Linked DNA regions of Mus musculus: all the other regions are linked to region 1. Evidence: chromatin loops called from intact Hi-C (ENCODE). Cell type or tissue: left cerebral cortex. All regions are shown on one strand.

The links. Hi-C counts contacts between places; a loop is a spot of excess contacts. Peaks named below come from ENCODE experiments on the same cell type or tissue, not always from the same donor. Only the 100,000 strongest peaks of a DNase experiment are listed, where the experiment ranks them.
Region 2: it touches region 1 in a loop (2.9-fold over the local background); 7 of 42 quality-filtered maps call a loop at or near these places.
Region 3: a loop joins it to region 1, with 4 times the contacts of the local background. A loop is called at or near these places in 4 of 42 quality-filtered maps.

What each region holds. Positions count from the first base shown.
Region 1 is chr16:37,809,153-37,817,152 of GRCm38, reverse strand. It overlaps Fstl1 (follistatin-like 1), which reads right to left. Exons shown (of 11, transcript NM_008047.5): 3 at 1,343-1,447. Among named protein-coding and RNA genes, the nearest start is that of Fstl1, 36 kb to the right of the region's middle. In left cerebral cortex, CTCF peaks have their summits at 747 (motif pointing right), 2,631 and 4,517; DNase peaks (open chromatin) are centred at 4,989, 7,380, 7,722, 7,982 and 2 more places; H3K4me3 peaks cover 390 bases; H3K27ac peaks cover 4,469 bases.
Region 2 is chr16:37,106,321-37,114,320 of GRCm38, reverse strand. It overlaps Stxbp5l (syntaxin binding protein 5-like), which reads left to right. Exons shown (of 28, transcript NM_172440.3): 28 at 1-7,014. Among named protein-coding and RNA genes, the nearest start is that of Polq, 99 kb to the right of the region's middle. In left cerebral cortex, a CTCF peak has its summit at 4,871 (motif pointing left); DNase peaks (open chromatin) are centred at 4,860 and 5,400.
Region 3 is chr16:37,699,528-37,707,527 of GRCm38, reverse strand. No RefSeq gene overlaps it. Among named protein-coding and RNA genes, the nearest start is that of Gm46547, 12 kb to the left of the region's middle. In left cerebral cortex, no CTCF peak of the experiment used is centred here; DNase peaks (open chromatin) are centred at 2,083, 2,492, 3,075 and 3,449; H3K27ac peaks cover 2,947 bases.

The DNA of each region.
Region 1 (8,000 bases):
CAAATGTCTAAATACCTATGCTATTTAACACACAAACAATTAGTAACTTTTTAATTTAAAGAAAAGTTTAAAATGTAATACCATACCTAATTTCATGTATTGCAATACAGTTTACATATTAAGTAACACTGCAATGGAGTGACTTCATAGAGTTTTAAGTTGAAGGAAAAAAGGAACCATTTACTCTTACAGAGTCTCCCCTCAGAACATTTTTTTTAGGTCACTTTTTCAAAGTGGGTCAATGTGACGAATATACTTGTGACTAGCCATGTGACCTCTTGTTACACCAGCAGTCAGTGGAATTACAAAGATTGTTCAACTATCACAACCACTATCTCAAAGGATGGACACACGTTGGATTCGTATGGAAAACTACACAATTCTTGCTCCTTCAGATGCAGCACAAAAACAAATAAACCCAAAATTCAAAAGGTAGAAACTATGACAGACTAGAAACTAGACAAAATATTGATGTACATCCTTTCATGACTCATGCGTCCCTCTGTCCATCCTACCTCACCGATGACTGCATCGTAGCACCCCTTCCTCTCTCAACCTCAACTGTACCCTCCTGTACACCTCTCTGTGTTATATGTGTGGTCTAGGATCCACATGGGAAGGAGAACATGCGTTTTGTTTTTCTTCCTGAGCCTGAATCATCTCACTTAATAGTACACCTTCTAGGTCCATCTATTTTCCTACACATTTCATTTTTCTTTAAAGATAAATAATATTTCTTTTTATATCATTTTAAAAACTATTATTTTATGTATGTGAGCGTACTGTCACACCAGTAGAGGGCATTGGATCCCATTACAGATAGTAGTGAGCCCCTAGGACCTCTTTGAACTCAGGACCTCTGGAAGAGCTGTCAGTGCTCTTAATCACTGAGCCATCTCTCCAGCCCTGAATAATTATTCATTGTCTATATGTCCCACATTTCCATCATCTGTTCATATGCTGATGGACAACCAGACTGGTTCTATTTTCTTGTTAACATCATTTTTTTTTCTTTTTTTTTCTTTTTCTTTCTTTTTTGGTGTTCATGTATGTATTGAGGCCAAAGATCCATATTGTGTTGTCCTTGGTTGTTTTCAGTATAACTTTCTGAGATAGAGTTATCACTATGCCTGGAGCTCATGATTTGGCTGGAATGGTTAGTCAGTGAACTCCATGGATTTGCCTCCTCTCGCCCAGCACTGCGGTCAGTGCCTCCTGCTGCCATGCCAGTCATCTGTGTAGGTCCTGAGGCTGTGATGGCAGCAAGCGCATCTCCTACTGAGCAAGTTCTCAAGGACCCCCTAAACAGTCAGCACCCCCCATGCCTGACACCAGGACTCACCTCAATGCAGAGGCACGTGGGCTCCCCCTTCTCTGTGACGGCACATTCCCTGCCAGCTCCACAAAACACATTGGCGCAGATCTTGGATTTGCTTCTAGGTTCCTCCTAAAACACAGATCATAAAGGATGCCACGTTACTGAGATGAGCCCATCACAGGATGAAACATTGGTGGTAATGACCTTTCAGGCTTGGGGCTTCCGTGTGCCAAAAGTTATCTTTTAGCATCAGACTCACAGGCATTGTTCTGGCTCAGGTACAGGCACTGAAGATTGTTCCCCTGTGAAGAGTGACTTTCTTGCATCCTTCCTCATTAAAAAAAAATACGGTTTGAGCATTTGTGATAAAGCCAGCACTATGCTAAGGGCTAGAGCTACACAGGGCAATCTTTGATCTCATGAACTCTGTGACTCTCAGGGAGGAACACATATACGGAAGGGCCACAGTGGGTGCTCTGGGGAGCAGGGGTGTATGGGAGAATCAGATGGCCCTTTCTGAAGATTCCACACCTTAACTGTCTCTTTAAGGATGAGAAGTCTAAGCTAGGAAGAAATGGAAACACTGGAGACACATCCAGACATCTTAACACCAAGGTATTTACTGCAATACCATCTGAAAGGACCGAAGGATGGTCACCATGTGGATATGCTATGATATCCAGCCACTCTCTGTGTGTACCCAGGCTACAAGATGAAGAGGACCAAACCCACTCCAAAAAGAGTATGGCCCCCAAGCTTCTTGCTGGTCAGGTTTCCTGTTCAGACAGATGTTACAGAACTGCAGGGAGAGGAAGGTCTGTATGCCACATGTGGATTGTGATAGGACCAGTTTGTTGGTGGTACATTCCTTTACTCCCACGACATTCACCCCCCAGCTCTGTGGTAGTGGTGGATAAACAAAGACAGGGATTCCCCCGGGGCCTCTGTTCCGCCAGGCTGGGCTGGCTGAATCACCCAAGGCTTCCAGGCCTTAGACGACTGGGCTGGAGCTGGTTACAAAACAACAAAGACAGAAGAGGCCTACGAATGACTTGGGTAACAGCAAAGTCCACATTTCCAGCCCTTGCCTACAGTGTATCTAAAGAACTCATACCTACAAGGCTTACTGTAACAGTAAATGTTTTAAACGGGGGAACCAGACACACACACACACACACACACACACACACACACACACACACACACACACACACACACACGGAAACAAAGTAGAGGCTTGAGAGGTGATGGGTCCATAATAGCTGCTCTGCTGCCACTTGGAGGCTGCTCTGCAAACTCCAGGTTATTCTTGTCTCCCATAAGCCCCCTTGCCTGCCATGCAGAGCTCTCATTGGTCTAGAACTCATTTGCATGCTCAGATCTCATTGGCTTAAATGCTGTTGCTAAACTAATTTTTTTTTTTAAAATGTTGCTAAGGAGAATTCAAAAAAGCTGGCAGACAGTGAAGAAAAGAGGAAGTAATTCCCAGAAGGGTGGAGGATGGATTTAGATCTTTGTTTCCTAAACAGAGAGGGGGAATAAAATTGAGCAAACTCTTCAGACAGACAGGGCTCTCCCTCTTGTGGGAGCTGTGTCTCCGAGCAAAAAGCAGAGCCAGAAGGGAATAGAAAAAGACAGTGCTGATTGTTATAAAAGACAATTCCAGTGGCCTCTTCAACTTCCCTGAGCTGAACACTTTAACCCCTGGGCCTATCACAGGAGCTGAAGATACACAAATGCACAAATCAGTGAGCTTTGGCATATGTCTGCATTCAAGGAAAAACTCAAATGTTCCCAGTGTGTACTTAACTAGTCCCTCTGATCCTTTAAACTACACATCTCCTCGTCTGTGGGGCAGGAGAAAATGGTGGGTGGGGGAGGGGGCGAGCATGATCAAGGGGACACCTTACAGGGCTGCTTGCAGAAGATCCTGCCGAGTTCAGAGCCTCATCTTGTCTCATGTGCATGTTTATTGTTTAGTTATTGGTGTGTGGGAGGGGCACACCAGTCAGGGCAAGTTTGTGGAGGTCAGAGGATGGCTTTTTGGGTGTGTGTGTGTGTGTGGGGGGGGTTCTCTTTCCATCGGGTGAGTTCCAGAGATTGACCTCTGGCCCTCTGGCCTGGCTACAAGTGTTTTTACCCAATGAGCTACCCCCTCTTCTCTCCTACTGTGGTAAATATTCCTAATAAACACTATTATGTGGAATCTGAATTCAACCCAAGTCATTTGCACAGGTAGCTCACTGACGTTATGTTTGGAGGAGAACACCTTTTTCTTTCACCCTAACAACTAGTACTTGAAGAGTGCAATTAAAAACGTGAATGTTTTCACACACAGCATTTCACCTTACTGCATGGCTAACCTGAGAAGAGCATGCATATGATTATTAGCTCCATTTTACAAACGAGCAATTTGAGGCCCCAAAAGGTCAAATAATTTGCCTAAGTTCCCCAAACTAAAAAGAGAGAGAGAGAGAGAGAGAGAGAGAGAGAGAAACCTCTATTCAGCCCACGGGTAACTAAGAATCCATTTGTAAACACCTGGCTTCCCTCAAAGTGACCTACTATGGTTGGTGCTACTTAAGCGCTCTATATGTTCCTAATTCCAGAGTCATATTATCCCTCTTTTACAGGTAGGAAAGCTGACTTGAGAGGCCCAGTAACAAAAAGCGATAGAGTTGGATGTTCCTCCAACCAAAGGCAAATGATTCCTTTATGTTTGGTTGATTCTTACATCCGTATGCATTAAGGTTAGGGAAACTATAATGGGAATATGGATGTTACAATAGCAAGTGTAAGGCGTTTAGATCCCATATGCAGCACTCATACCCAGCCCCCTTCTTTATCTGCCACGAGTATTCTCTTGCAACCCCCTTCCTTGGGTGCAGACATAAAACATTGAAGGTTAGAATTGTCTTGAGAATTAACTGAGCCGCGCCATGTGCTGTGTAACAGGAAGCGACTGTCACTACAGGGGGTGATTTATTTTCAGTTTCCCCTGCGAAATGATGTCACTGTCACCTTGGACTGTCATGTCCCCATTCTTCCCTGTCTCATTGACAGTGGAAAGGTACGCCAGTGCCGAACTGACAGGATGCAAAATGCAAAGGGCCCAGCAACCCCTGGAGGGCCTTTCATACAGCAGAGATGGAGGAGGCTCTGGTTATATAAGCGGTCTCTTTGCAGGTGATATATCTGTCAATAGGTGGCAATCTCTCTCTTTGTCTCACACAGCCCTGAGCCGCATTGCAGAAGAGCCTTCCTGGCTGCTGCAGCCCCGCTCTGTCCTTTCAGTGAGAAATACAGGCGTGAGGGAGAGGAGGGTAGACCCGCCAGGGACACAGGCAGAAGGATCTGCCAGTGTGGGAAGGCTGTCTATTCTGTGGTGCTCAAAGCCATTCCGTCACCTCCTCACAGTGAGTATGCTTGATTACAGACGTCAAGGTCAAAAATGAAGGGCACTTCCTCTAGGGAAGCATTTCTTTGTGCCATTCAAAGCTGTCCATTAAACCCCAACATCTTTGAGAAGCCAAAGTATTGGAGCCATTCCTTAAGGCTGTTGGAAAGTTCCTTAGAGTCATAAGTGGGCTTCTGTGGAGTGGCTGGTTCTGGCCAGAAAGTCTAAGGTAGTAACCTAGTCAGGGGTTGCAAAGGCCTTAGGCCACGGGCTGACATACTGATGCTAACTCAGCACCCACAACAGTGCGCGCCTCTGCAGACATCTGTGCTCACCATTCCTGTTCAGGTGTTGGCATTTTCAGTTGCATGTAACAAATGAGGAGTATTTGGGACTCAGAAAAGCTCCGTGGAAGCACCAGCGACAGGCAAGTCACGAAAGGGACACAAGTTGACCTAGTCCCTGAGTCTCCACAGTCCCTTCTCAAGTAAAGCCAAGAGAGGGTGCTGCAGGCAGAGGGGCCAGCTGCACGGCCTGGCACAGGGATGGCGTGCAGCTCTTTCACTATTTACACTGTTTACACTGTCATCAGTCATAATGACTTTTGGGAAAGATAACCACATTGGCCTGTGCACAGTCTCCATACAAGGTCTCAGGCATGTCCATTCTTACAAATGTGTGAACAGACACATAGACCTGAATGTACTCACGATGGATGAAGTATTAATAGGGGCTATGTTCTTTTTGTTTTGTTTTGGTTTGGTTTGGTTTTGGTTTTTTGAGACAGGGTTTCTCTGTATAGCCCTGGCTGTCCTGGAACTCACTTTGTAGACCAGGCTGGCCTTGAACTCAGAAATCCGCCTGCCTCTGCCTCCCGAGTGCTGGGATTAAAAGGCATGTGCCACCATGCCCGGCTGCGGCTATGTTCTTGAAGCATGAATACCTAGATGTAGCTTTAAAAGCCAACAAAACACTTGTATGGTGGCCCGTGAGAGACTGAGGCATGAAGATATTGAGTTAGGCTGTTGTGGGCTACATAACAAGATTACTGTCTAAAACAACAACAACAACAAACAAACCCAAAACTACAAAACAAAGCAAAAATCCCCCAAGCATCAACAATTAAAATAAATAAATAAATAAATAAATAAATAAACAAGTAATAAATAAATAAATAAATAAATAGAAACTCAACAAGCTTTCTGCTGCTGTTTTAGTTAGGGTTACTATTGCTGTGATGTAACACCATGACCAAATGCAACTTGGAGAGGAAAGGGTTCATTTGACTTCCACTTCTACATCTCTGTTCATCATCAAAGGTCAGGCCAGGAACTCAAGCAGGGCAGGAACCTGAAGGCAGGAGCTGAGGCAGAGGTCATGGAGGAGTGCTGCTTATTGGCCTGTTCCTCATGGCTTGCTCAGCCTGCTTTCTTACAGAACCCAGAACCACCAGCCCAGGGATGGCACCACCCACAGTGGGCTGGGGCCTCCCCCATCAACCACTAATTAAGCAAATTTGCTGACAGCCTGATCTTCTGGAGACATTTTCTCAAATGAGGTTCCCTCCTCTCCAGCTTGTGTCAAGTCGACATAAACTAACATAGCCTCCAATAGAAAAGCATTAGGAACTTGTAGCTAGGATCTTCCACCTTTGACTTGTCTCCATGTTGTCTTCTGAATGCATATGACAAGCTAGACTTTGAAGAGTTAGTCTCATGGCTAATTTCACACTACAAATTCTTCTGGGCCAATGAATGCCTTTTACCAGTTGACAACTTTCAGCTCTTGCATGTTAACGATGCTGTGTGATTGCATAGCAATTTTTAAATCAATTAAACTTATTTTAAAAATTGATGTGTGTGTGTGTGTATGTGTGTGTGGTGTGTGCATCTGTATGAGGATAACCTGTGGGTGCCCAAGGATGCCAGAAGAGGGTACTGGGTCTCCTGGAGCTTGAGTTACAGGTGGTCATGAGCCAGCACATGTGGGTTCTGGGAACCGAACTCTGGTCCTCTGGAAGGACACCAAATGCTTTTAAGCACTGCTTGGCAATCTTGGTGGGCTATTTTTCTTGTTCTCTCTCTCTCTCTCTCTCTCTCTCTCTCTCTCTCTCTCTCTCTCTCTCTCTCAAAGGAGCTTGACATTAAGCCCTTCCAGATCTGAGATCCTAACATAATGATTGCCCCAAGATGACATTCATTGTACCCTGGCCCTAGCCTCCAGCTGTCAAATTCAGTCTAGTTCCAATAAACCATTCTATCTCTCTACAAACCAAGGAACAGATCATCTTCAGCCCAAGGTTTTACAGACAGGTAATTATTATTATTATTATTATTATTATTATTATTATTATTATTATTATTATTATTTTGCATGCAAATAAAAAAGAAAGTTATTTGGAAAAAAACCCAAAAAACCAGTAGAGGCGATCCTGTGCCCGAGTCTCTGGGTTGAACAGCCCAAAATATACATTGAAAGGTTTCTAAAAAGCCTGTTGAGGTAAAACTGTTTCTGCAAAACATGGGTTCTGGCAAGGACGGACGTTCTTAAGCAAAGCTGTTCATGTTGGCTTAGTGCAGCCTCACTGTTTTGCCAGTTGGAACTGGGTCAGCAGCATGGTCTCTGTTCTTGCCCCCATCCCACTCCATTCCTCCTCTCACTCTGTCCTGCTTATGCCAAGGTGGATATGCAGCCCCATTTGCCACAGCTCTGTAGTAGAGCAACTTTGTTGACACGAGAAAGGGTCTCCTTGCTTCGTCAGAATTAGCCACAGAAACTTCACGAGACTATCAGGACCTCTCAGATGCTCTCCCGGAGTACAAGTTCATAAAAAAGCTGGAGAGTTTAGAGGAGAAAACGAAACCTCTTCCAGCTGCTAAAATCTAGCTGGAGCATCTGTCACATGACCCCATGCAGTCTCTGCACTTCAGCTTTGAAATGGAATGTGCAAGCCATCAATGGACGGGAAAAAGAAGGGGGAGAGCCGCTCTACAGCAGTTGGCCTGATTTGCCTGGCAGTACACGAAGCATTTGTGCCAACCCCACACTTAAGAGTCCTTTGCCTGTGTGTGTTCCCAGCCAAGGCCTTACCTCAAGTTTAAGAGACCAGGGCCACGTGTGGATTTCGGGAGGCCTAAAGCTTGAATGTTTGGGGCGGGGCTCTATAAGAACTTGCAAAAGTGAATGCAAACTGGAGCCCAGGGTTCTGGCTGGGAATGGCAAGCAAAAGCAAGGAAACAGATGCTTAATTACCATCCAGGTCGCTCCCACTTGCCATTTGCTTCA
Region 2 (8,000 bases), 700 kb after region 1:
AAATACCAAATACCTTCTAAAAACTCTCAAGGGTAAAGAGCAGCTCGAGCAAGATAAAACGATCCGTCATGACCCAGCAGAGAAGCACTGCAAAGGAAAACAAAGGAAGATTCCCACTTGCTCTGTTGAACATGCTTGGAAGTCAGAGTCACGGGACTCCCCTGACAGGATGCTCTTCCTGTTTTTAAAATCTTAAATTATGTGATGCGTTCATTGGGTTTTGAGGTCTTACTGGATTTGCATTTGTGTTTAAGATACGGGCACTTCCTTAAATCCAACTTAATAGATGAAGTTATTTTTTTTCATTTGTCTTTTGTTTGTGTTTGAAGTGGTGCTGCCTTTTAATTTTTCTCAGTGATTTTGAAGAAAAAGCAGAGATGATTAAAAGAACCAGAAAATGCACACTAGAGTAGCATTTATCAGAGTCCTTAAATTCTGGTTTCTTAAAATTGTCTGTAAATCTGCCTCCTGTTATAGCATGACTATAAGAGGACTTGGTTGGAAATACAGACAATATACACAGACAATATATACAGTAAAATATTAACGAAATTTCAAGCCAGGACTTGGAAAACATTGGCAGCCAAACTGCAACACAAAATATATGCAATCTCTTTTTTAGGACCCAAGTTTCTGATTTTTAGCATTTCTGGAATTTTTGTTGTTGTTTGTGTGTGTGTGTGTTTGATTGCTTGTTTGTGTGTTATTTTTGTCTTGTTTTGGTTTTTGCTTTTCTGAGGCAGGATTTCTTTATGTTACAGCCCTGGCTGTCCTGAAACTCACTTTGTAGACCAGGCTGGCCTTGAACTCACAGAGATCCACCTGCCTCTGCCTCCCAATGTTGGGATTACAGACATGCCCCAAAACACCCAGTGGTACTTTAACATTTCTACATTTTAAAGTGACCAGAAGAATAAGATATTTCTTTTATTTAGAAATAGTGATTTTTCAATCCAAAGTAGCATTGAATTCAATGGCTAGCTCTGAAACTCCCTGTAATATGTAACTAGAGATGTAGTGCAGGGTAGAGTGCTTGCTTGCCCACCATGTTCAAGATTATGGATTTCATCATCAGTACCCCAGGTGTGTGTGCATGCGCGCGCGCGCACACACACACACACACACACACACACACACACTTGTTCTATAGCAAGGGTTCTGAAAGGCAGCACCATCAGCACAAAATTCTTTGGGATGTTAGCAGTGTCCTTGGCTTCTGCCCTCTAGATGCCAGTCAGAATCTTCTAGTAATAACAGTAAAAAAAAAAAAATCTTTTTGACAAAATTGCTTCCAGCTGAGAGCTACTATTTTACATCATTTAAAGAGACAGACTGTGAAATGTATGATATGTTTTTACAGAAAATAGCATACAATAAGAGCACATTTTCTTAGCAAGAGAAGTCCTGCCCTAAATATGTGTGTGATTCATATGCAAGAGAGGTAAATTTTTGGAGAATTAGTGGACTAACAATATATAGACTAATTCCAAGCACACACAGAATACATCAAGAAGAATATCCGTATTTCACAATAGACATGCTTAAAGTTCTGGCTCCAGCAAATCCATCAAAAGTTTATAAATAGACATCACTTGGAGTAGTTGCCTCTGCCATGCTTGAAAAGAACAAGTTCTCGTAAATATTTAAAGTTTAAATATGCTTACAAAACTGTTTGCCGAAACCTTTCTTAAGGGTAACTGATGCCACAAACCAACAATTAGCAGAATCCAAATTAATGAGGTTTTACTGTATCAAAATTATTTTTATAATTCAGAAGTAGCAATAACAATAATTTAACCATGGATGTGATTTTTCTCTTTGAACTTTTGCATTAATCTTCACACACACACACACACACACACACACACACACGATCACCTTACCACCACCACCACCACCACCATTTTTGTCATCATTGTCAACTTAAGGAAATGATTAATGTTGGTAAATAGAATCTTTTTCATGTTCTCATCTCTCTTCTGTTTGGACCATAAGAAAAACTACCCCAGAAACCTTAATAGTGCTGCAGAAGATGACCCTGAGTCTTGGTTCCCATCAAATTGCATTCTGTCTACGAAGTGGCGTCTGGAGATAAGGCTTGTGAAGCTCCATCAGGACAAGGTGACTTTATCCCTTATTCCTTCCTCAACAGAGAAGCCTTTCCCGGTGTTCCTGCAGAAATGAACCTTTTATTCTATTCATCGATAACAAAAGACATGTTTGTTTCCCTGCTTCTCACAGTAATGTAAGCCATGATCCCACTGTGAAACCACCCATTTGTCTTGGGTTTGGGGAGGGCGATTGACTTAGCAAGCATTTCAATCCCCCGAAGATGTGCATTTCTGACTTAGCTTGTCTGAGTCTCAGACTTAGCACTCAAGCACCATGAGGGTCATTGTGTGACATCAACTTCAAGTGTACAGTGACAAAACTGAGAAGTTGTCTAGCAATTCTATCGCAGAAACATTTCTCAAATCCTTTGGAATTGATTCTCAATAAAATCTGTCTCTACTCCTCAAAAATGTAAAGAGACCTTAAAAGGTAAAGTTCCCTTTTATATGTCCCACCAATAGCATTTTAAAGGTATTGTTTACCCATTATCTGTGCCAGTCTGAGAAAATAAAAAGTACGATTAGGCCCAATATTGGTTGAAATTAAGGTAGGTTCTTTGAGATACTAAGCTGTCAGGCATTTGGACAGAATAATAAAATGAAGCTAGCCCAGAAAGGAAAACAATATTTCCCTTGGCCTATGACTAGGATATTCTTTGTACCACAGGCTTCCTTGGGGGGAATGTACAAACACCATTCCCTTACCACACTGATTCACAGAGAGCAATGACATAGAAAGCCAGCATGTCAGATCCGGTCCAGCTCTCAGTGTGTTAGGAGAAACAACAGCTTTGCAGCTTCTTCACCTACAGTTACTCAGCTCCATCTTAGGTGGTAGTACTGTGTATCCACACAACCCAGGTATCAGAGATGATCATCAACCAACAGGTTGACCATTGTCTCTCATATGCAAGATTCCAGGAAGCATGTGCTAAAAAGTCTAGTATTTCTATCTACTGGCCTGAATAGTATATCTGTCTTCCTGAATAGAAGACATCAGTAAGGTCTCATCTAGAAACAGGACAGAGGGTATAGCGTGGGGGAAACCTGTGGGTATGAGGAGGGATATGAGAGTCTGAGGGAAGTGAGGAGGTTTTGATACAACCAAAACAGAATGCCTTTATTAATATTTTTTTTCTGGAAGAGTGATAGTCAGCCTTGGCTGTATATAACAGTCATTTGAGATTTTTAAAATTCCAATGATTTCAAAATGTCTTAGACTGGGAAAGGAACTCAGTATTCTTGAAAGCTCTAAACATGGGTCCAGTGTCCAGCCAACCTTGGGTAACCACTGCTTTATGAACTGACTAAGAAAGACTCTTGCCTTCATTGGCTGATTCTTAGCCCCTTCCTAGGGACCGGGGAAGACAGAATGTAAAAGAGACAGTCTTATCTTGATTGGCATTTATTCTGTGACTCTCACAGAACAAAAGTGAGTGTACATTTCTAACCAGTCAACTCCACTAAGTCTTTGTAACTCTGTAATATTACTGTGTGACTTGATTTCAGTTATTTAAGTCAAGGATGTAAATTTTGACTGTCTTTTAGATAAGACACTAGAAATATCATAAAATCAGCAGTATAAAAGGCTAAATGGTAAAATTAATCTCAATATCTAGACATTGGAAATTCCCCAAAACACTCACTAAATCCTCTGAAGTTTATTAGGCACCCTTCTCCAGGAGCAGACATGTTGAGAGGCGCCTGCTCTGCTGTGGGTGTCCTGCTGGACCTGAGGTTAGCAAACAGGGAGAACAACTCTTCCTTGTTTTATTGCTATTCCTAAAGCTCCCAGGGCCACTTGAATTTGTTCTTTGACTTATGGGGTATGTGCATAAATGGAAAAATCATAATCTGAGAACAAGTGCCCTGAAAAAGTGCTCACACTCCAGCAAGAAAGAGTCCAGCCAGTGGGAGGCAATGACACAAAAACACTCCGAGTCCTCTCCCTCACGCCACTTCCCCTCTCATCTTGGCCCACTGTTCTCAACAGCAAAGCCAGAAGATGAACTAGGTGGTGGTTTTGGATAGTTGTACACAGTATCAAAAATCTCTAATAACCTATCACGTTTAGTACTGAATTATGCGATGTTTTACTCTAGGAAATAACAGACAGGTGACACCATTGATGAATCTTTCTCTCATCTTCAGAATTTTTGCATCTTTTCAGAAAAGGACAAATTACTATTTTTCTGTTGCATTCAGCAATTGTGACTATACCTAAAATTCTTGTAGTCTGTAGAGATATCAATAAAATTGTATATGTTTGTACATAGATGCTCTCTTATGTCATGATGTCATATACTAATGATTTTTGCCAAGATTAAATATATAGAGGTAAAACATTCATTTGCAAAGTGTTAACTGTAGTTTTACCAAGAATGGATGTTTTTAAAAGACATGGAGGGGATGAAGAGAACACACTGAATTGAGCAAAAAGCAGAAAACAAAATCTAAGTTCCCTAGATGTATACAGATTCTGTTTAAATTTATGGATTGACTCGGGTTAGAAATACCTATTCAGATTTTCTATCAAATTGCAGACATGTGTAAGAGTTTAGTGAAAATTTAAAGACAAACTGTAAGGCTATTGATTAACTGGGACCTGCGGTGGAATAAATATAAAGGCAAACTTGATAACAGTGCCCACAAGACACTGTGGTGGTGCAAGGACTTACACCTCAGGGTGGCCTTGACCGCCTTCCTGCTTTTACAGCTCAAGCTGGAAGAATGAGTCTGCTGTGAGTTTATGCTTCCATCTAGTGGTCATGGAATCCTCTGATTTGCTCTGCTCTCACCAGCTGGTTGATTCTCCTTCTGGTATTTTCCTATATGGTGGCCTTAGCCAACTGATCGTATTCTTCTTCCAAAGTTCTAATTATCTTAGGAAAATTCTTCCTCCACCACAAGCTTTCTTCTATAGCTGAAAGGAACGACAACTAGCCTTGGGCTAAAAAATACTTTTGAGTAAAAGAAAAAGGTATAGGGCCTTTTAAAATATAAATGCTAGTCTCTATTTCAGATCTGTCTCAGCAGAATCAGTTTGTCTTTCTGTGATGACAACATAAGTCCACAAAACTCTGTTCTCCATTTTCTTCTGCTTCCCCCCCCCCCTCGTCTCCCTTCCTCTGTCATTCCGTTCCTGCCTCCCCTGCTCCCTCACTCCCATTCAACAGGACTTCCTTCCTCAAGCCGCTCCTGCCATCTGCTCTATTTAAAGGGCAAGCCCAGCACTGGGGCAGGTTAGCAGTGGCAAGCTCACATAGAAGTGGGTACCACAGGGGTGAAGTAAGAGGTGCACCCACAGAGCTGAGCGGGGGGAGGGGCAGCTGAGACTTCCCTGGTCAGTGACCTTGGAATTTGAGGTCGTCTTTGAAGCAGGGCAGAGGCAACCCCTTTGGTTCTGGAGGGTGGCCACATTCAAGGAATTGAGCATTTAAATAAATTCATTGAGGACATGGGAGCCAAGTTTCTCACAGAGACTGCAGAAGGGTATACAATTAAAAGAAAAACCTAAAATGCTTTAAATTTTGGTGCTTCTACATATAGCACGGTAACTGGGGCTGTAACTTTTATGCTCAAAATGGATAAAGAAGAGGACTTTTAAGTGTTCCACCACAAAGAGGTGACAGTTGAGGGGGTGATTATGCTAAGGATGTACAGGACTATCAAATATTCCCTGTCAGTATAGTTATTATGTCTCAATTTAAAATAATAAAACTTCTTAAAGAAGAAAAGGTAGGAAAACTCTTGTAATGTCGAATACAATTGGTTATCAGTGTGAACATGATTGTCCATATATATATATATACATATATATATATACTATACATATTTATATAATTGTATCTATATAAATAGCTATATACATAGATACACATATAAATATATATTATATGTGTGTGTATGCATGCTGAAAAGGTGTGTATATGTTGTATATAAATATTTCCTAATTCTGAACACTGAATAGACAGAAAGATACAAAGCAATCAAGACAATTAATGCTGGATTATGATTTCCAAGTATTCTTTCCTGCTAATGGGCTAGAGCATCATGAAGAGTGACTGGTTCAATTCTGGAATATAGTCTGTATCAGAAGGTGAAGTATTCGATGAAAGATAGCTACGTTTCAGAAGCACTCAAAAACAGCTTGAAAGAGCTTACACAGGCCAAGTCAAGGATAATTTAACTATAAAACATAGTAATAGAATAAAATAGGAACCCATGAATTCACACTGATAATAAGTAAATATGGAAGAGAGAAAGTTATTCACACAATCAAATGCCAGCTAATAAGTGTAAATGGAATTTAAAAGTTGCTGTTAGATAACCATTGTTATAATATGTTGGGCGGTATATACCAGTTAGTGCTCAAGCTAATGGGGTGAAGTAGGATCTCAGTAGAGAATGATTTACATCATCTCCAAGTGTCTTCAAAACTGTTAAACATTAAAAGACATTTACACCAAAAAAACATGGAAGATACCATATTTGTTATTGAGGGACCAAAGTCCTGTCACCAGTGATGGGGCAAATCAACATCCTGTTCTGCCTTTGACAAGAACACAGCATCCCTGCCAAGATGCAAGCTAGGTCTCGTCCTGTGGAAATGTTAAATAGAACTACACTTGGCAATTTCTAAATACGGCTGCCCCCTAGGAAGTTTGGTATAACAAAAGATGAGGAAAGACAGATATTCCAGATCTAGGAAGCCAAAATCCATGACAACTGCATGTAATACATGATCATAGATTGAAACATTTTGCCATAGATGTCATGACATAAATGGAGCAATTATCAAAACTCGAGTGTGGTTTCCCACTGGATTATGATTCTTTGTACCATTCTTGAAACTTTTATTTAGATTTGAGCTGATTTCAAAATAAAGTTATAAAAATAAAAATTTTGAATTTGTTGTATTACTTTACACTTCAGTAGCATTATCTTATGTCCTCCAGAGCAAATAAATAGCTGTTTGTGGCTGAAGGAGAGGGCTTTGTGGATTGTTTGGAAACTCAGACATTATGTAAATATTTTTAATGTTTTTCTTTAAATTTTCACTGTGTATATTTACAGTACATAGATATGTTATATAAGAACCTTTTCATGCAGATATAAAGTTTGTGTTGAACATATATTCTCTATCTCCTTTCATCCTTTTCCCCTTCCTGTTAATCTCCTTTGTCCTCCTAAATAGATTTACTTCTATTTTTCATGTCATATTTACCTGATTTTATGTATACATAAAATCTAGAAACTACAAATCAGAGAATATATGGCATTTGCCTTTCTGTTTAAGGTGCTTAATATAATTGTCTCCACTTGTATTCATTTCCCTGAAAATGAAAAAAAAGTTTATTTTTAAACTATTTTTAGGTTCATGTATATGCTATATGTGTGTACTTGAGTAAGTCTGTGTGCACCATGTGCATGCAGGGACCCACAGAAGCCAGAAGAAGGTATCAGGTCCCCTGAAATGAGCTAAAGAGAGTTGTGAGCTATCTTGTGGATGTTGAGAACCAAACCTGGGTCCTCTTTGAGAGCAGTAAACAGCCTTAACCATTGACTACTCTCTGCAGCACATAAAACCTCATTCCCATTGATAGCTGGAACAATATTCCACTGAGAACTTGCATTTTCCTTACCCATCCCTCTGCTGTTGATTGGAGAGGTTGGTTCCTTAGCTTCATTATTGTGACTTGTGTGGTAATAAGCATCGATGTACAAGACTCTCTGTGATGTGTTGACTTGGAAACCTGCTGGTAGCCAGGAGTGATATATCATATTGTAGATCTAATGTTATTTTTCTGAGAAACTCCAGACTGGTTTCCATAATGGCTACACCAGTTTACATGCTCACCAACATGTTTATGTGGCCACCTGCAATGT
Region 3 (8,000 bases), 110 kb after region 1:
TATGGTCCATACTTTCAGCACACACGCACACTGTCATCATCTGCACAAACCGGGGAAAGTCTTTGCCATTTCTCTGAGCCTAGCCCAGGAATTCACGTCATTCCCATGAGTCTTTAACAGGGTCATACTCATGTCAATAATACACATTCACTGAGCACTTCATCCACTCCCCACACTTATGTCTGTTTGCCTTTTGGTTTTTTGTTTTGTTTTTTAGTTTTTGGTTTTTCAAGACAGGGTTTCTCTGTATAGCCCTGGCTGTCCTGGAACTCACTTTGTAGACCAAGCTGGCCTTGAACTCAGAAATCTGCTTGCCTCTGCCTCCTGAGTGCTGGGATCAAAGGCGTGTGCCCCCACGCCCAGCTTTGGTTTTGTTTTGTTTTGTTTGTTTGTTTGTCTTTTAATGTTAAAAGTCTGGTAGGTTTTGATCTTTTGCAAACAGCACACAGTTAGCAGCTGAGTGTAAGAGATTAAGTACATAAATCTACTTCTTACTCTTGGACAATTCTTTAGAAGAATTGTAACACTGCCATCCCAAGCCTTGCATTAGCTTGAATTGCTGGGCAGCCTTGGGCGAGCTACAGAGCATCTCTTAGAGTCAGTTCGCAGATGCTAAGAGCAAGGGGCTAATTAGCCCTGTCCACACAATGGCTGTGAAGTTAGTCCAGTAGAAAGAGATGCAGCAGGAAGTGTGCCTGCCACTCAATGAGCTTCTCTCAGTAAGGTACTCAATAACCTCCACTCCCCACCCCCACCCCCATCATTGGAGCACCCCTAGGGAAAGTCTGCAGCCTGGGCATGGCCCAGACTCTTCTGGAAACCCATAAAAACAGCACAACCATTATTATCGGAACCACTCTGGGCCAAGGGAAGATCAGAAAACATTCCAGCCTGGAGGAGAATGGCTAAAACATTAGGTGGTTACAGGAATACATTAAAGACTTTCCATCAAAACTGGGAAATAGCTTTGCAAATTGGTGTCTGATTCCACAATAAAAACTGCTCTAATCCTTGGGGTGAGCAATTGGCTTAGAGCAAATCTTCTTAGCTTTCCCAAATGTCAATCCCATGAAAGCATCCTGCACGCTGAGTATATTATCACCAGCAAGAAACAGATCGGAAGCAGCGGATGTCAACGTCTAACTGTCCTAGGAGATAAACTGCAGCTTCTGGTAAACGGAGGAAATTTATGCCGGAGTATTTGCTGAAGGCCAAATTGGTCCCTGTGGTACGTGCAGCATTTCTGAAGGAAGAAAAAAAATGTTTTTCTCCCTAAATAATTTCCTGACTTAAGGCAATTATTTCTATAATGTATCTGTTATTGGGATGATCCTGACACTCCCCCAGGACCTGCAGGAATAAGAGGATTTTTCCAATGTGTGCCAACACTGAAAGAGAAGGAAGGTATCTTGACTTTGGTTAAAAGAGGCAAGCAGAGAATAACCTTTATATCAGAGAAAAGGTAATTTGGGGTTTACCGAACACCCGCTGTGTGCCAAGCGCCTGGGTAAATGTTACCCATGCTAACCTTATCCTTCCAGCGGGTCTGTGAAGAGGAAGTTATCCCTCTCGTTTTTTAGCATCCATGGGCCCTATGGCTCTGAGAAGTTCGATGGTATGCAGAGAGCCCTACAGCACACAGTTGACAGCAGCACAGCAGAAGGCTCTCTTCTAGACAGTAGCAATGATGTCCCGTGCTAGGTAGTTCTTATGACCCTCTATTTCCTCTGCATTTTTCTTCATTATCCTTTGTATCCAGGGAAGCTGGCCCAACTCACCTTCCTTTGCTTTCTGTTGTCTTTGGTGGGTGAGGAGTCTGGTCAGGAAGGCAGAGGCTCCTGAGACAACAGTGTGAGTGAGTGGTCCCTGTGACTCCTTCCTGCTCTATCTCTTACTGGCCTACGCTCCCCACACAGAGTATCTACTCTAGGTCTTGAGAACTCTCCTTTCCTCTGAGAGCCCGACACAGCACTCACATCTCCTCAGAGCCTCAGTTTGAGTGTGCCATGGATTTATCTCGCATTTGAGCTGGCCCAGCTTGGAAGATTCTCAAAGCTTAGAAATGAATTCTCCTCCACATTGTTACTAATTTAAGTAAAATTGTTGAAAAACAGACATGTCCCGATTCTCCTTCAGGGTTCCATGCAGATAGTGCTTGGTTCAGTGTTGGGAGTGTCTCGGTCTCTACTTCCTGCTCACTGAGAGAAGAGGGTTTTAGGACCAGAAGCACGCCACTGGGCCATATGTGTTTCCTGAAAGATGACATTCAGAGCTGAGGAAAAAAAAAGTAACAAGCTGACATTTGTATAACATTCTATAGCTTTACTTTCATTACTTTCTATTTAAGGATATATTACAGGATGGATGCACAGAGGGGAAAAAAAGCTGAACACAAATCAACAGTAAGGTTATCTTTTAAAAGGCTGAATTCCTACCAAGACACAGCCGCCGCCCCTGAACTATCTCATACAGCTAGTGAGACAAGTCTACTTTGGCAGAGCCAGCTAAATCCTGCTTTCTGCGTGACTCATCACAAAAGCTGTCAGGACAATGAGGAGGAACTAGAAGCTACATATTAAACAGGACAGATCGGAAGAGTATTTGTTCACGTATTAATTATATCAGAAGGAATACAACCTCTGATGATCAGCAAACAATAGTCCTAACGTTGTCAGGAGTGTCTCTCTGGGAAGTCTAATGCCATGTATAAACAGGCAATGATTTTTTTTTAAAGATCCATTTTGTCGTGCTTCTAAATTTGAGTGACAAGACATTTTGGAACCATCATATTTCCAGAAGGTTGGCATTCTATTATTAGATAATTACAGTACTTAACATGAGAAAGGATGGTAGGAATGATATTTTAAATATATTTCCATGATTATGAGATGTCTCTTTTCATCTCTAGGAAGCTGTCTTACCTCAATGTCTACTTCAGCTGATATTAATTGTACCATGCCAAATTATGTCGTTATCTGTACTGGAAAATCAGCCTTTTATTTTTAACCTTTCGGTTATGTGTAACTGGAGAGACACATATAGGTGGATCTTACTTTTAAATCAGGATGACAGATTTTTGTCTTTACATTGGATTGCAGATATGTTTAAAGTGATTAAGGATCCAGTTAAGCACAACATCTTGCTCCTGGGTGTGGTTCATTTTTTTCTCTTTTTTTGCCTTTTTTTGGATTATGAAAGCATTTTTTATTATTCCTTTATTAGCTTTTTGGCTGTACATTCTTACATAATTCTTTCTGTAGTTACCATAGAGATAACAATATGTAATTTTTTCCCTATGCATTGCAGCTTTATCTCCCATGAGCTATTTGGAGCTTCCTGCTTCTTGGCTACAGCGAGGTCCTCTGTAATTTGTAATCTTGCTGTTCTCACCCGCTTCTTACAGTTGCCACTACTAAAACACCAGGGACTGAATTTACATGGTGGTCACAGTCAGCTGGCTTCTATGCGAAGTCACATGTTTACCTTTCGAGGCTGCATGTGAGATCCTTCTTCAGCCTGAACAACTCCCTGGTGCTTCCTCTGAGTCTCTGCCATTGGTATTGGCTCCTGTGGGGTTTCATTTGTCTGAGAACACCTTAAACTAAACCTTTTAACATCTGTACTGTAGGATGACTTGCGTAAGACAAAATTCACCCATGTTAAATGTGAAATCTGATGAGTTTGTGGGTGTTCGCATAGTCTCGTAGCCACCTCCCCATCAGTGAGGATCACTAATTTCTCATCACTCTGTGTGTAAGTTTGTGTCCACCGTTTCCTTGCCCATCCTTGCCTCAGGAAACCACTGAGCTGAGGTGCAAGGTGCTGTCATCTTGCCACTTTCAGAGCTTTTTTTCACTGGGCATTAGGCTCCCGCCTTCTGTGACTGGTTTCTCTCAGTTGGCATTCAGTTTCTGGGATCCCTTAGCAGTTCATTCTTTAAAGTAATGAATGGGTGGAAAAGTAGCTCGGGACTAGAGTCCTGCCTAACATCCTCAAGGCATCAACAGCCCCTCAGACAGTCACCATCACTGTGACAAGTTTTCTTTTCATACATATACTATCTTTTGATTATCCCACTTACTGGATGGCTGACTGTGGTACAGGCCTGGCCTCTCAGTCAAACAGGTCCATCTTGGGGCATTCAGCTTTGCTCATCTGTGAGACTCGTTGACTGTTTGCCACCAGACAAGAGCAAGGAAGCTCATGAAACCTTCAGTTGAGCATCCAACCACTCCCTACCACCTATGTGTGCAACTCTGTCCTGACTCCCCATGGCCTGGGGTGGGGCTGGAGTGTATAGCCCAAGGAAGACTAGGGGAGGGAACACAATTTAAATGGAGTCATCATGGAAGTGGAAATTTTTGGTTTCTTTGGAAACTCGGTTGTGTCACATGATGTTTTTCTGGAGAGGATATTTGGCTGAAGCAGACATGTGAGAGGATGTTTGGCTGAAGCAGACATGTGAGAGGATGTTTGGCTGAAGCAGACATGTGAGAGGATGTTTGGCTGAAGCAGACATGTGAGAGGATGTTTGGCTGAAGCAGACATGTGAGAGGATGTTTGGCTGAAGCAGACATGTGAGAGGATGTTTGGCTGAAGCAGACATGTGAGAGGATGTTTGGCTGAAGCAGACTTGTGAGAGGATGTTTGGCTGAAGCAGACATGTGAGAGGATGTTTGGCTGAAGCAGACATGTGAGAGGATGTTTGGCTGAAGCAGACTTGTGAGAGGATGTTTGGCTGAAGCAGACATGTGATGTTTCTCTGGAAGTTGTTTTGTGAGAGGGGATGTGATATTTTGCTGGAGCAGATGCTTGAGAGGGTACATGATGTTTAAAGAGAATATAAATATAACCCCACAGAGGGGGAGATGACACTCTTGCATTGGTTCACCTTGCAAGGCTTTGCTGGTCTTCTCTCGTCTTCACTTGTTATGACTTCATAGACACACACACACACACAAAGAGCTTCTCGTGATATTTTGGCTATTTCTTGCAACTCCCTCAGACTCTGTAGCAGGAACAGGGACACCTCTATGTAAACACTGGGGGCCACACAGCCACAAAAAGCATCTCCTACAGAAAAACCTGAATGATTGCCTGAGAGACCAAAGATTGCTGGTGCCCCGACAATGCCAGCCAATTGGGAACTGTTGTTTAGAAGAACTGCTTTCTTGGGACCAATGGGGGCTCGGGTAGAGAGACTTGAAGGAACTTGAAGCAGTGTTCAGAGAGCTTTCTGCAGCTTTTCTTACCTGCTAAAGGGCAGGTAGAGTCAGGTGGGTGAACAGTCCAGGACACAGGCACCTAGCGTGGCCAATGAACTACGTCATCCTCCTCATTATTTGTGGCTGCTTGCAAGCAACATTTTTTGGGGCTAATTTTTCTCAGGGAAAATTTAAACAATGGCATTGATTGCTTACAAGTTAATCTGTTTCTTCTTTGCTGAGATTTATAGTTTGTGATTTTGAGAAAAGGACATATGACATCTAAGCTAGTGAAATTTTACCCTATAGTGTTTATCTTAGTTAGGATTTCCATGACTGTGAAGAGACACCATGACTAAGGCAACTCTTATAAAGGACAACATTTAATTGGACCTGGCTTACAGGCTCTGAGGTTCAGTCCACTATTGTCATGGCAGGAAGCATGGCAATATCTAGGCAGTCATGGTGCTGGAGAAGGAGCTGAGAGTTAGTTCTACATCTTGTTCCAAAGGCAAACAGGAGAAGATTGACTTCCAGGAAGCTAGAAGAAGGGTCTCAAAGTACACTCCCACAGTAACACACTTCTTCCAACAAGGCTACACCTACTCCAAGGCCACACTTCCTAATAGTGCCACTCCTTGGATCAAGTATATTCAAACCACTGCAATATTGTTCATGATATTCCTTTATTATTATTCTCATTCCCCCTTATCCCCTCCCTACCTTCCTTTCTGTCTGCCTGAAGCTTTGTCAGTTTTATCAAACCTTGCTTTTATGAATTTTTCTCTCTTGGCTTCCTATTTCCTATGTCACCGACTTTACACTGCCCTTTTTCTTCCTTTTGCTGGGTTTTGCTTTATTTTGAACTCCATCTCCAGTTTCTAAAGTGGAAGTGTAGCTTGTTGACTTGAAGAATTGCTTCGTAGCTAATGTGTTTCCTGAGGCAAGGTCTTACCATGTAGCCCAGGCTAGCTTGGAATTCATGCTCCTATCTGAGCCTCCTGAATGCTAGGATTACAGGGTAAACCATCATACTCTTCACATTCACAAATTTTGACATGTTGAAGATTCATTTTTGTTCATGTCTAAATATTTCCTCAGTTTTTGCTTTTGATAGTCAAATACATCTTAAAGAACTCAGAAAAAAAAAGTTCGTTTCTTTGGTATGCCCGGGTATATGCCACTCTGTCCTATGACTTTGTTCTTTTATTTTAAATTTAATTTTATTTGTAATTCATTTTTTACACTCCATATTCCATTCCCTGCCCCTCCCCTCCCACCCTCCAACTGCTCCACATCCCACACCTCCTCCCCACCACATCTCATCTCCACATGGATGCCCCCACCCTCCACCCCATCTCACCTCTAAACTTCCAGGGGCCTCCAATCTCTTGAGGGTTAGGTGCATCATCTCTGAATGAATACAGACCCGGCAGTCCTCTACTGTACGTGTGTTGGGGCCTCGTATCAGCTGGTGTATGCTGTCTGTTTGGTGGTCCAGTGTTTGAAAGATCTCAGAGGTCCAGATTAATTAAGACTGCTACTCCTCCTATAGGATCACCCTTCTCCTCAAATTCTTTCAGCCTTCCCTGATTCAACAACAGGGATCAGGTGCTTCTATCCATTGATTGGGTGCAAATATCTGCATCTGATTCTTTCAGCTGCTTGTTGGGTTGTTTGGAGGGCAGTTATAATAGATCCCTTTTTGTGAGCAACCCATAGCTTCAGTAATAGTGTCAGGCCTTGGGACCTCCCCTTGACCTGGATCCCACTTTGGGCCTGTTGCTGGACCTTCTTTTCCTCAGGCTCCTCTCCATTTCCATCCCTGTAATTCTTTCAGACAGAAACAATTATAGGTCAGAGATGTGACTGTGGGGTGGCAACCACATCCCTCACTTGATGTCCTGTCTTCCTGCTGGAGGTGGGCTCTGTAAGTTCCCTCTCCCTACTGTTAGGCATTTCATCAAAGGTCTCTCCCTATGAGTCCTGGGAGTCTCTCACCTCCCAGGTCTCTGGTGAACTCTGAGGGATCCCCCAACCTCCTATTTCCTGAGGTTGCCTGATAACATACTTTCTGCAGGCCCTCAGGGCTTCAGTCCTTTTCCCTCACCCAATATGCCTTTGTCCTTGATGCCTTAGTTTTCCTATTGGTCTTCTATTAGGTCTTCCTTTGGCCAGTTTTTTGTTTCTGTTGTTTTTTTTTTTTTTAAACAAATCTATTATCTTTTTTGTTTTTCTTTATCTGGAAATATGTTTACTTTATCTTATTTTTTCCTGGGTATAAATATCTGGCTTTCCTTTCTTACATTTAGAAACTGTTTCTCTGACATTTGTCATATATAGTTCCAGCAGGCATTCTGCACTTGTTGGAACTGTGGCTTGTTTAAAAATAATGTCTCTCCCCAGTGATTGACTTTGCTTTCCTTTGTCTTCATCTTGTAAGTTTTCTTTATAGTTAATCTGGACATTGAGGTTTTTTGTGGTTTTCTATGGAAGACGGCTCAACTTTCAGTCAAATTTGGAAAATGTCACTGTTATTTTTCGAAATCATTTTCTGGTTTCAAGGCCTGACACTATCACTGAGGCTATGGAACGCTCACAAAAAAGGGGCCTATCATGACTGCTCTCTGAAAGACCCAACAAGCAGCTGAAAGAGTCAGATGCAGATATTTGCACCCAATCAATGGACAGAAGCACCTGATCCCTGTTGTTGAATCAGGGAAGGCTGAAAGAAGCTGAGGAGAAGGGTGAGCCTTTAGGAGGACCAGCAGTCTCAATTAATCTGGACCCCTGAGA